Regions from separate parts of the Homo sapiens genome. Here region 1 is linked to region 2. A link is a contact called in ENCODE Hi-C or POLR2A ChIA-PET data. All regions are on one chromosome and are shown on one strand. Each heading gives the region's core, a stretch centred on a gene start or an enhancer-like site at or near the end of the contact. The rest is flanking DNA. Distances are from core to core; before and after follow the strand shown. Region 1 overlaps LINC00673 (long intergenic non-protein coding RNA 673). Region 2 has its middle 19 kb from the start of LINC02003.

What was found. A loop is a pair of places that touch in the nucleus more often than their neighbours do. ChIA-PET counts read pairs that join two places held with the same protein, here RNA polymerase II (POLR2A). Pooled maps may share reads with other maps.
Region 1: a pooled map shows a loop between it and region 2 (3-fold over the local background). The contact joins two enhancer-like sites. A Hi-C loop is called at or near these places in 1 of 168 maps with a recorded cell type or tissue (A673), 3 of 37 single-sample maps with no recorded cell type and 4 of 50 pooled maps. POLR2A ChIA-PET finds 5 or more read pairs at or near these places in 2 of 52 experiments (GM12878 and SK-N-SH).

The regions. Positions count from the first base shown.
Region 1 is chr17:72,538,681-72,544,646 of GRCh38, forward strand. All of the region lies in intron 1 of LINC00673 (long intergenic non-protein coding RNA 673), which reads right to left. Among named protein-coding and RNA genes, the nearest start is that of LINC00673, 51 kb to the right of the region's middle. RefSeq lists a silencer at 1,673-1,922. Within about 2 kb of position 1,687, at least 12 of the 41 ENCODE cell types and tissues checked have a DNase peak (open chromatin) inside an H3K27ac peak, as active enhancers do.
Region 2 is chr17:72,358,833-72,365,301 of GRCh38, forward strand. No RefSeq gene overlaps it. Among named protein-coding and RNA genes, the nearest start is that of LINC02003, 19 kb to the left of the region's middle. Within about 2 kb of position 3,244, at least 3 of the 41 ENCODE cell types and tissues checked have a DNase peak (open chromatin) inside an H3K27ac peak, as active enhancers do.

The DNA.
Region 1 (5,966 bases), core at 437-2,936, 180 kb after region 2:
CGATGGGCCCACCGCTCTGTTCTGGGGCCTACCCCCGGCACAGCAGACCTGAACGTCCAGGCCTTTCCAGGGCTAGCACAGAGCCTGCATAGCTGCAGTGACTACAGTAGCTGTTTCCTTTGTCCTCGTCCCCTGCAGTTTCTTTCCAGAGTCCCAAGAAGCCACACAACCCTTCAGGAGGAGATTAGCAGCAGCAGAAAACAGAAATAAGAGAAAGTTAGTTTTCTTTTTCTGGGCTAGAGGTGCCCTGCTGCGCTGGAGAGAAACTGGGAGGAGGGAAAGCTAATGCCAGCCCCAGCCCGGTTTCTGCCCGCTGCCCTTTGCAGCTCTAGGTGGAAGCACAAGCTTGCTAGGCTCGGCACGCTCAGAGCTGCAGGAAGGCGGTCAGCTCTGGCAGCCACACTGCTCCTGTCCCAAAGGGAGGACAGACCTAGAGAAGCGGCCTGATCTGCCTTCTCCACCTCCGAATCCCCCCACCACACCCACACACACACACACACACACACACGCCTTTTGCATTTATCCCGGGGTCCTCCAGAGGGACAAGGAAGGGGCTGATTCAGTGACCCCTGAGCCCCGCCTCTCAGTCCCCAGACTTCAGGCAGCCTGGGAAGCCTCCGACCTACATTCAGATGCCTAGGGGTTCTGGGAGGGGCGCTCAAAGCTCAGAGGCCTGAATTCAGCACCCTGCTCAGGCTCTTTGAGAACCGCTGACTTGAAGTGGGCCTGCTCGCTTTGCTAAACAAATATGGGTAACTCTGGTCTTCCAAAAAGAGCTCACAATTCTGTCCTCCCTGGAAGCTACAATTCAATCATCCTCTTCCAAACGTCCAAATCCCAGCTTCAGTGAGGCTATCTCACACAGCAACCTGCCTGGGAGTGACCTGCATGCAAAACTTCAAGAGTTTGAGGGAAACTTGAGGGAAACTTGCAGAAACCAGCTTGCCAAGGAAAAACGCTCCCAGTGCGTTCAATGAAAAAGCAGGCGACCCAGCTAAATGAGTAAACTGACCCAATCGGGGGGATGAAAGGGAACGTATATCTATGCAATGACAATAAATCGTGGAAAGACATATTAAAATACAAAAGCCATTTCTAGACGCAAAATCATGGATGTGTTTTATTTGCTTCTTTGTGTTTTCTGGTATTTTTACAAAACTGCACTGCAGAATGTTTGGAATCAGATGAAAAGTTCATTTCTGAGAAGCCTCCTTCTTTTCTCTTTTAAATTTTCTTCTTTTGCATTCCATTTTGGCCAGCTCGCTTGAACTCTGCGTTCAAACGCCTTTCTCTCCCAAGCAAAAGCTCCAGGAGGAATCTTCTGGAGCAAAGTTAGAACCGCAGGGAAGCTTGAAAAGAGGAAACAGACCAGCCTGGCCGGTGGAGGTTAAATTAAACTACAGTTCTCTAGCAGGCCTCGGGCTTGGTCAGGAGCTATTGGTAAGACGGCAGAAACGGAGTACAGGCCAATAAACAAATCAAAACAAAAACAAGAAGCAAAGAAAGAAAGAAACATGTTTTAAGAAGAATAAAGTCATTAGGTGGCAAGGGGCCTCTGCAGGACCATCCAGGCCAGGGAGAAAAACACCACCAAGGACCCAAACTTCTTTCACTGGGGAGCTGCAAGCAGGAGGCGCTGGCTCTGAGCAGTGGCTTTGTGCTTCGGGCAGAACCGGCCGCGAGGGCTGCGCCCCACCAGCCGCGCGCCGGGAGGGCGGACGCGCCGGGCACAGCCAGGCGCCGGGGGTGACCGCGGCAGCACCGGCCCGGCGGCTGGAAGCAGACGCGCCGCTCCGCCCGCGCCCGCGCCCGGTGGAGCCACAGCGCCATCAAGTGGCCACTCGGCGAACGGCCGCACGGGGAAGCGGCTCAGGCCCAGGGAAGAGGTCCAGGGTTCCCAGCCGCAACTGTCCCTGGGGAAGGGTCTGGACCTGCCAAGCTGCCACTCCAGGGCCTGAGGCAGGAGCCTGCAGACGGACACCAGCTGTCCAGGCGCACTCCACCACCCAGGGCTGCCCCAGAGGATGTTCGGGAATCCTGTCTCCTCCTTCGGGAGAGAGGTTACTTTTGCAGTCCCAGGCCCATTCTCTTCTCCAGCAACTTGCTCACAGTTTAAAAGGTTTGGTTCTCAGAGAGTGGCGCCAGAGCAAAGGGGGCATCTCGCTGCTCTGGGGCATCCTGCAGGGGATGGCGCAGATCTGGGGTCCATGTCTGTGAGCGGACACCATTGGAACATGTGTCTAGAGAATCTGGGCGGGATCACTGCCCACAGCCCTTCAAGGCCCACAAACCTACAACACATCTCTCCTGGAAACAGCACGTGATCCCATATGCCCCCTGGTCTTTGGGTACAAATTATGGGGTGACTCAAGAAGAGAGCACGTGATATGGTTTGGCTGTTTGTTCCCTCCAAATCTCATACTGAAATGTGATCTCCGGTGTTGGAGGTGGGCCTAGTGGGAGGTGTTCGGATCATGGGGGTGGATTCCTCATGAATGGTTTGGTGCTATCTTCACAGTAACGAGTGAGTTCTCACTAGAACAGTTCATGTGAGCTTGGCATGGTGGCTCACACCTGTAATCCCAGTACTTTGGGAGGCCACGTCAGGTGGATCCCTGGAGGTCAGAAGTTCGAAACCAGCCTGGCCAACATGGTGAAACCCCATCTCTATTAAAAATACAAAAAAATTAGTTGGGCGCGGTGGCACGCACCTGTAGTCCCAGCTACTCGAGAGGCTTGAGGCAGGAGAACTGGTTGAACTTGGGAGATAGAGGTTGCAGTGAGCCAAGACTGTGCCGCTGCACTCTAGCCTGGGTGACAGAGCAAGACTCCATCTCAAAAAAAAAAAAAAAAAAAGAAAGAAAGAAAAGAGTTCATGTGAGATGTGATTGTTTAAAAGGGCCTGGTACCTTCCCCCATCTCTTGCTTTCCCTCTTGCCATGTAACATGCTGGTTCCCGTTTACCTTCTGCCATGATTGGAAGCTTCCTGGGGCCTCACCGGAAGCCAAGCAGATGCCAGGGCCATGCTTCCTGTACAGCCTGCTGAACCCTGAGCCAAATAAACCTCTTTTCATTACAAACTACCTAGGCTCAGATAGTCCTTTATAGCAATGCAAATGGACTAACACACCCCATGATCTCCATCCACAAACCACTGGAGGAACCCAACACAGCAACGGAAAAGTTCTCAGAGCACCAATCAGGAATATGCATATTAATATGAACACTATAACAGGAAATTACAGGAAAAGCATAGAGCGTTTGCTCTGTGCAAAGCACTGTGCGAATTCCTTCTGTACTTTATCTTCTTTAACCTTTACCACGACCTTAGGACATGAGTTTTTTATGATGTTTGTTTGTTTGTTTGTTTGTTTTTTACAGAAAAGGAAATGGAAGCACCCAGAGGTCCAAAAACTCACTCAAGGTTGCCTGGCCTGGAGTCAGAGCCTGAGAGCCAGCTCCTTCACTTACACTCCTTGATCCCATCTTTCCATCCATCCCCCAACCCCCAGCCGTAGGTGGATCCAGGTTTTGTGAGACCTGAAACATACATGTTTTCTAGAGGGAGAGGCAGCCTCTTTAAGATATGAAGTTGTAAATACACAGTTGAGGCCAGTCAGGGAGGGCTGTGTAGGGGAGGGGCTCTGCCTCATCTCCACAGTAGATCCACCCCTGCTCTTTAGACAGCCCCCTGCCCAGGAGCTGGCTTTCTGGAAACACTCCTCCGCATTGCCCCTCACAGCCATTTCTCTGGCTTCTGCAATTGACTTCCACGCCCACCCTGCCCCTGAAACTGCTCTGACTCAAGGTCACTCAATGACAGCCCAACTGCCAGGTACAATGAGAGCTCTCAGTGCTTCCCTCCAAGAGGAATTTGCAGCCCTGACATTTGCACTCCTGGAAGCCTCTTGTCTCCCAGCATCCAGGACACCACGATCCCCTGGCTTCCCTCCTACCGTCCAGCCCCACTTTGTCTGTGTTCCTCATCAGTGGATCTTCTGTGGACTGCTCCTAAAACCCGCAGGTGAGCACAGAACAGGAAAGAGCGTAGCCTCTCAGCCAGCCAGACCCGAGGTTTGGTCCCAGAATCCCAGTTAACAGCCGTGTAACCATCAGCAAACGGGTCACCCTCTCAGAGCCCATTTTTCTCTTCCGTGTAATTGGGGTTGTACATCAGAAGTTATTTAGAAGATTAAATGAGATCCTGTGCTTAGTATGTTTAATAGGATGCCTGCCCCAAAGCAGGGATCCCGGATCACTGCTGAGGGTCCCTGTCAGACTTGAGCTCCAATCCATCAATCTGTCCTGCGCACCAGATTAATATTTCATTGTCTGCAGAATCAGATCACCCAGGATCCCTCTGAGGAATGCATCTTGTCTGAGAGTGCCCTTCCCACCACCATCAAGCCTGCCTTCCTCCCTTTTTTGCCAGTTTCTGAACGACACCACTGGCAATTCAGATTCAGCATCCAGACATCCAGGATTCATTCTGAATCCAGCCTCCCCTGCAGGAAACATGGCCCTGGAATCCATCATCCCCCAAGACTCTCCCTCAGACCCCACCCTCCTCTCCCACGTCGGTCCGGGAGTTCCTGATCTCACTCTTGGGTCCCTGAACAGCCTCCTAAATGCTGGGTGTCTCTCCTGGCCCCGCCTCCCCACTGCCCCCAACCCATCCTCCTCTCCAAAAGAGTGAGCTCCTCAGACACATCTCAGATCATGCAGTTTCTCCATTTAAAACCTTGTGATGTCTTCCCCTTTCCATGGGTATGAAGTTCAAACCATGCCACAAAGCTTGGGGTCATCAGACCCCTGCTGCCCATGTACCCACCTCATCTCCCCTATAACCCCCTGCAGGATTTGCTCAGACATCCCAAACTACCTGCATTCCCCAAAACATGGCACTAGACACCCTCTCCCTTCCATGTCCCCTGTACACATGATGTTCCACCACCTGGAACACTCACCCGTTTCTCTGCTAACCACTTTCAATGGCCAGGATAAATGTCACCTCCTCTTGGAAGCCCTCCAGGATGTCCCCTTATGGTTCAGGATCAATTCTCTGTGCATCCTGTGAGTACTCCAGTCACAGCACTATTTGAACCCTACGATATTAGTATTTATTTTCCTGTCTCCCAGGCTAAGTGGTGCGCTCTTTGAGAGCGCAGATATCTTGAAAAGCAGTAACGTGCAGTGGTCGAAAGAGTGGGTTCTGCTCTTTAGTTTAATTAGATCCCATTTGTCAATTTTGGCTTTTGTTGCCATTGCTTTTGGTGTTTTAGACATGAAGTCCTTGCACATGCCTATGTCCTGAATGGTAATGCCTAGGTTTTCTTCTAGGGTTTTTATGGTTTTAGGTTGAACGTTTAAGTCTTTAATCCATCTTGAATTGATTTTTGTATAAGGTGTAAGGAAGGGATCCAGTTTCAGCTTTCTACATATGGCTAGCCAGTTTTCCCAGCACCATTTATTAAATAGGGAATCCTTTCCCCATTGCTTGTTTTTCTCAGGTTTGTCAAAGATCAGATAGTTGTAGATAAGTGGCGTTATTTCCGAGGGCTCTGTTCTGTTCCATTGATCTATATCTCTGTTTTGGTACCAGTACCATGCTGTTTTGGTTACTGTAGCCTTGTAGTATAGTTTGAAGTCAGGTAGTGTGATGCCTCCAGCTTTGTTCTTTTGCCTTAGGATTGACTTGGCGATGCAGGCTCTTTTTTGGTTCCATATGAACTTTAAGGTAGTTTTGTCCAATTCTGTGAAGAAAGTCATTGGTAGCTTGATGGGGATGGCATTGAACCTGTAAATTACCTTGGGCAGAATGGCCATTTTCATGATATTGATTCTTCCTACCCATGAGCATGGAATGTTTTTCCATTTGTTTGTATCCTCTTTTATTTCCTTGAGCAGTGGTTTGTAGTTCTCCTTGAAGAGGTCCTTCACATCCCTTGTAAGTTGGATTCCTAGG
Region 2 (6,469 bases), core at 1,994-4,493:
GCTTTTGGTTGATTTTAGTTTTCAGGGAGTGATTTGGTTGACCTGTGAATTCTTAGCTTTAAATAAATGCTGGGGACCATAGAGATGAGAGCTGTTCTTCATCTGTGGACCTCCTAAGAGAAAGGAATAGAATTAACATTAATTGAGAATGAATAGACAGCCAAGCAGGATTCTAAGGGTTCTATAAACATTATTGCATTGAATCATCGCAAATATCATGCCCATTTAAAGATGTGGAAATGGAGGCAAAGGAAATGAAGTGTGTTTATCAGGACCACTAACCTGTAGGGCTAATACTTAAACCTGGGTCACTCTGACTTTGGTGGCCTTGGAGGCCCGCCCACATCAACACACCACCTAGGTGAGGATTCAGATAAACTGACTTCAGTCTGGGTTTAATGACTCTTGAGGTCTCAAAATGGCAGTCGTTAGGTTTGTTTCTATTCTGTAGGCTGTGCCGTTCCTCCCAGAGCTGGGTCTGCTTCCCTGCCCTCCTGACTGCCTGCAAGGAGGTCCAGCCACATTGCAGAGGAAGGACTTGCTTATGGAAAGAAATGGAGAGACCCAGCCTCCCTCACCTCCCATTGGTGCCTGATGATTAATACATTTTTTGCTGCCCTTGGAAATGGAAGACAGTGCCAACTGCTTAGTTCTCCTGGCTGGGCCAGCGCAACCTGTATGACAAGGGGGAAGAGCCTTTAAGTGAGGCAGGAGAGGAGCTGGGCTCTGGGCAGAAAAGCTCCCCAAAGCAAGTGTGCTGGGAGGATGCTTTTTGTATTTTAACCAATGTTCACCTCTGTCTCCCCCAGCACAATATTTCCTTGCACTGCTTGGTCTTTCCTCGTCTAGTTAGTGAGGCCCTATTGAATTTGCTGCATTAGAGTGTGGATAACACCCCCAAATCAAAGAAATAGCATAATACACCCTGGTTTTTGAGTTTCAAAGAAGGTTTTTGAAAGGTATTGCAAATACAACAGATTTGGAAGAACATGTGCTGAGGTCTAGTGAAGCGGCCCTTAGATAAAAGCTGAGAGATTCCGTGTTGGGGGAGCAAAGGGAGCCAGGCTCAAAGCAGAGAGTGAGATGATATGCCAAGTACTGAGTCAGGGGTACTACTGAGTACTGAGATGATATGCCAGGTACTGAGTCAGGGGTACTGCTGAGTACTGAGATGATATGCCAGGTACTGAGTCAGGGGTACTACCAGGGTGCTCTGAATAAGTAGACAGGCATGTCCTCTGGTTGGGATCAAAAGACTACTCGGCAGTGCCCAGGGTGAATGAACGGCTGAGGAACCCATAGCAGCCTGTTGGAGGTCTCAGATGAGCCCAGTGCAGACATGTGATGTAGAGAGCACACTGTCCCACTCCGTAATTGCCAGAGCATTGTTAGCCTTCCCTGTTCCCTGAACTTAGAGGCAACACCCATGAAAAGGGTAGGAAGGATCTGAAATGCCCCACTGCAATTGAGTTATCAGATAATATGAGTTCTATTTCTTGCATTTCTGAGTTTGTAAACTGAGGTTCATGCTGGCTCTCTGAGTCAGGCACCTCCCTGAGACAGATCTCTGCCACCCGCTCCCTCTCCACACAGTGCATAGAGTTTGCTCCCTCCCCTCCTCACTGCAAGGCTGCTGGGCACCTGCCCCGTGGGTATCTCTGTCACCCAGAAGACTCCTCTACCCCCCTGCCTACTGCACCCATGCAGGCTTCTGCACAGCCAGACCTGTTCTCTTGGAGTCTTGGACTTTGACCTGCCCCATCAAAGGACAGCAGCCAAGGTGACAAGCCCATCCCAGTTCAGATCCTCTGGCAGAGGTAGATACTGAGGCAAGAGACAGGCTAAAGGGAAAGCATAATATCCTCCAACCCCCCATCTCTGGGAACACTGTATCTGAGGTTTGTTTGGCCACCCAAGATGCTGGGCTCTGCCAGACCAGATAACCATTCCGGTTTGACAGGCACCCACGGCCCCCTGGTATGCGCCTTTGACCCACCAGATAGTTCTGTTTTCCTTTTCCTCTGAGATCCCCCGAGCTTCTGTTCCCCCCTTCTCACCTGGCTGGAGAGATGTCACCCAGCTAACATCTTCTAACCCTACAAGAGGCAAGTTACAGGATGCCCCAACATCATGATTTTTTTTTTTAGCTTTCAAAACCTTGGAAGTACTGCAGGGTGAACCATGGTTTGAGATACCTTGCAGCAGTGTTTCTCTGCCATTTCCCCCTGCAGCACATGTTTGTCTTTCTAAAATATTTCTTTTCCTTTTCTTTTTTTTTTTTTTTTTTTGACGGAATCTCACTCTGTCACCAGGCTGAAGTGCAGTGGCGCGATCTTGGCTCACTGCAACCTCCGCCTCCCGGGTTCAAGCGATTCTCCTGCCTCAGCCTCCCAAGTAGCTGGGACTACAGGCACACGCTACCATGCCCAGCTAATTGTTGTATTTTTAGTAGAGACGGGGTTTCACCATGTTGGCCAGGATAGTCTCGATCTCTTGACCTTGTGATCCGACCGCCTCGGCCTCCCAAACTGCTGGGATTACAGGTGTGAGCCACCACACTCAGCCTACAATATTTCTATTTCTGAGTTTGTAAACTCAGAAATCTGAGTTTAGGGCAACCAGGGCAACCAAATTACTCTCTGAAAACTAAAATCAGCTCAGGTTTGATCTCCTACCATGCACCAGGCTCTGCTGTAGGGAATGGGATCAGGCATAAGCAAGATCTACAGGGTTCCTGCTCTCAGGGAGTGTCCATTCCACCCCGGAAGGGTAGACATGGAGATGCATGGCTCAGATCCTTCAAAAAGGACTTGCTGCCTGACTGAGAGGAGCTTGACTGGCTGACAGCCACTGCACTGGTGTCTTCGAGGTCCTCGTCAGTTTTCAGGCTGAGGTCATGCTGTTCTTGAGGCAGCCCTAGCTAATGACTATGCAAGGTGGTGGCACAAGGGCCAACCCATTTCTACCCACATGGGACTTCTCCAATGGGCAGTCTCTGCTCCAAAGCTCCTGGAGACTGCCCAGGTTGCCTTCACGTTCTGATGGTTCCCCCTGCCCAATCCAGCTCCCTCCTCTTTTCCCTCATAGGTTGCTTATTCCCCCAATAAACCCATAACTCCATCTCTGCATTGGCTTCCTGGAAACCCAACTGGTATGCGGGGGACATACACACCAGCACGAGTGTCGGTAGTGACACATGCTATGGGAAAAGAACAGAGCCCCTGGACAGAGGCTGACTCACTACTAGAAGAGGGCCGGGTTCGCTAGATGTCAGGTGCACCCAGCCTCTGAGAAGGGCATGTGTGAGCTGAGACATGAGGAGGAGGAGCCAGCCATATTCAGAGGAGCCGGGAAAGGGCTCCAGGCAGTGTAGGAAGGAAGACTTGTATTGGAGGTCCATGAAGAAGCAACTGAATAGAGCACAGTGTTGAGAGATGAGAGAGGAAAAGGAGATGAGGCCAACAGGGCCAACAGAGTCTTGGATGTCCAGTTCTCCTCCAAGTGAACTTCGAGAACAGCAACGTGATCTGTGTGCAGCATGATCCCACAGACAAACCCAAATGTGATGAGGCAATAAAACATGGCAATAACATGTCATCGCCAGACTACTCACAGCTGATTAGCAAAAGCAGCTAACCTCATCCTGGCTGTGACCTCCATGAGACAGGCTAGGAGCAATGGGCAACTCTGGCCACTCGGAAAATCATCTTGGACTGCGAGGGAGTGAAAGGGATGTTGCTATGTTAGTACCTGCTCTGATTTGTTTTTAAAAAGTGAATCACTCCCAAACCTCAGGGTGTTATTCATAACCCGTCACTTGTTCTCCTGCGTGATGGTGACACATTTGCATGTCATGACAACCTGGATGAGCACTGCTTCCCTGGAGTAGGGGAGTAGGGGGGGTGGGAATGGGGGGAGGTGGTTGAGATGCCAGAGAGCCTTGCCCTAAATCAGTGGTTCTCAACTGGAGGCGATTTGGTTCCCCAGGGGTATTTGGCAACGTCTGAGGACATTTTTAGTTTTTACACTTGTGAGGCTGGGAATGCTACTGGCATCTAGTGGGTAGAGGTCAAGGGCATGGCTAAACATCCTACAGTGCACAGAACAACCCCTGCCCACAAAGAGTGATTCAGCTCCAAACGTCAACAGTGCTGCAATGAGCTTGAGAAACCCTGCCCTAAATCAAGAGCCAAATTGTTCCTCTCTGAACCAAGGGATGCTCTCAGACAGGGGTCTTTGGATGAGGGCACGCAGCAGAGTTTGATAAATACAACCAGTGGGGGCTTTCTCAGTGCGGTTCTGCAAATTGCAAACACAACATCTAAGTGTTTGCTCTTCCTTTCTTACTGTAGTTTAAATACCAAGAAACATTTCCCTAAAAGAATTTTAACCTCTAAGACTGCAGATGCTCCCACACTGGCATCTTCTAAGACCAGCTGATTGGGCCAACAGGGGTCCAGACCCAACCAGAGACAGGGGGATGGACAAGATGACCGCCCATACCCCCTGCACTTACCCCAAGGAGGTTCTCTCCAGCCAGGCATTTTAATTAATTTTAGTCCCTTTCAAGACCACAGTTATTATTGTAAAAACACCGATAATACTAAACACATGTGGAAAGCACAGCGCCGGCTGCAGCCCTGGAGACCTGGGGACGTGCTAAGTCATATGTCATCTGGGGTGGTGAGAAATCAGCAGGCCCCCTCCCCCTGCCCTCTGAGACCCCAACACCCTTCTCAGTAGGACTGCTCTCCTTCTGTCACCAGCCAAGCCCCCTTCCTAGCTCAGCTTCCCCACCCCTACCAAAACTCAAGTACCCTTCCCTCCCCACAGAAACAGCCAAGGTGGGTGGGGTGGCAGGCCTCTGGAAATCCTGGTTTAATGATTTTATTAGGAAAGAGGCGGGAAGAAAAGAAAAGGCACATTCTCTCATTTTGGAAGAATGCTTCATTATCTGCCTTTGCAGAGTGTGAAACACCTCACTGGGCTCTAACCAGCCCTGAATTATTGAGTGAGATGCTCAGGTGTCAGGCTTTCCTCTCCCCCATCCCCCTGGGCCACCCCACTGGTTGCTGGAGGGTGTCTCAATTCCACCTTCAGGTGAAGGCTGGGAAAATCCAACAGCTACAGAGCTGCATGGGCATTGTCCTCCCAGAACCATGACCTCTTTCGGGAGCTATTGCCTGAAAACAGTCCCCTTGGCATGTGTCTAGTTCCATCTTCACTTGTGTAAGACCATTTCTCCTGCATTCTTGGCCTCACATCTGATTCCCAGGTGCCTTTTGCCTCGTGAAACACCTCACTCCTATTTTAGAGGTTAGAAAGTTCCTTCTTAGCCAAAACGGAGCTAAAGACGCTGACATTTGGGTAGTTCTCTGTGACTGATTGAGAAGTATGAAAAATCTTCCACTTCCACAGCCCTGCTTGTTTTCATTCCTTGAAGATGACAGAGTAGATATTGTTATTCCCATTTTACAGATGGAAAAGGCAAAATGCAGAGGGGTTAAGTGGCCCTTCCAATGGCACACAGCAATTACAAAGCAGAGATGGAGGGAACACGGGGCTCCTCAACAACAGTCTCCCTGTAACTGTGGACTGATCTGCCCCATGCCAGATAATCCCCAGCCTCTTTTAAGAGTGCCGTTTACGGACATTCTCTCCAAACCCCGGGGTTCCCGTGGCCCCTGGAACAGACAGGAAGGTCTGGTTGCTGTGTTCCAGATCACAGCCTCCATCTTCAGTTTCCATAACACCAGCTTCAGTGTTGGTCCCTCCCCAGGGTCAGATACCACCTCTCTCACTGGGTCCTCCCCTGGCTCCACCTCTCCATATGAACATCTAGCCTCTTCCTGCCACCACTCTTCCCTGCAAGAATCCCTGCAGTCACATACACCCCCCACCCTAAACTAGGCATGGAAGTTCAGGCCAAACTAGGAATTCATCATCTACGGAAAAAAGAAAAAAAAAATCTTATTTCTGCCCCAGTTGTGGGGAGCTTGGACAGTGCGGCAGCTCACCTTCCAAAGACCTAAGTGACAAGTTTCTTGAGGACAGCCCCTTAAGCAGAGAAAAACAAAAATCCAAAAAAAAAAAAAATGAACACATATTGACACTGTTGTATGTTGTATGATAAACTCATTTAATCATCACAAAGACTCCACGAAGCAGGTGCTGGTATTATAACCTTTTCATATATAGGGAAACTGAGGCACAGAGCAGCCAAGTAACTTGCTCAAGGTCATATAACTAGCAAGTGAGGGAGGTCTGATTAGACCATTGAAAACAAAACCAAAAACTATCACTGGAGGGGGTGTTTAGGGAGGGGTTATAACTGCCCAGTAGTAGCCATTTTCCCAATAATCTTTCCAGGAGGATAAAATCACCATTCTACTCTCTTTAGTGCCCAGTAGTTGTGAGACCAAGGCAGTATCTCAGTGGATTAGCTGGGCACGGTGGCTCACGCCTGTAA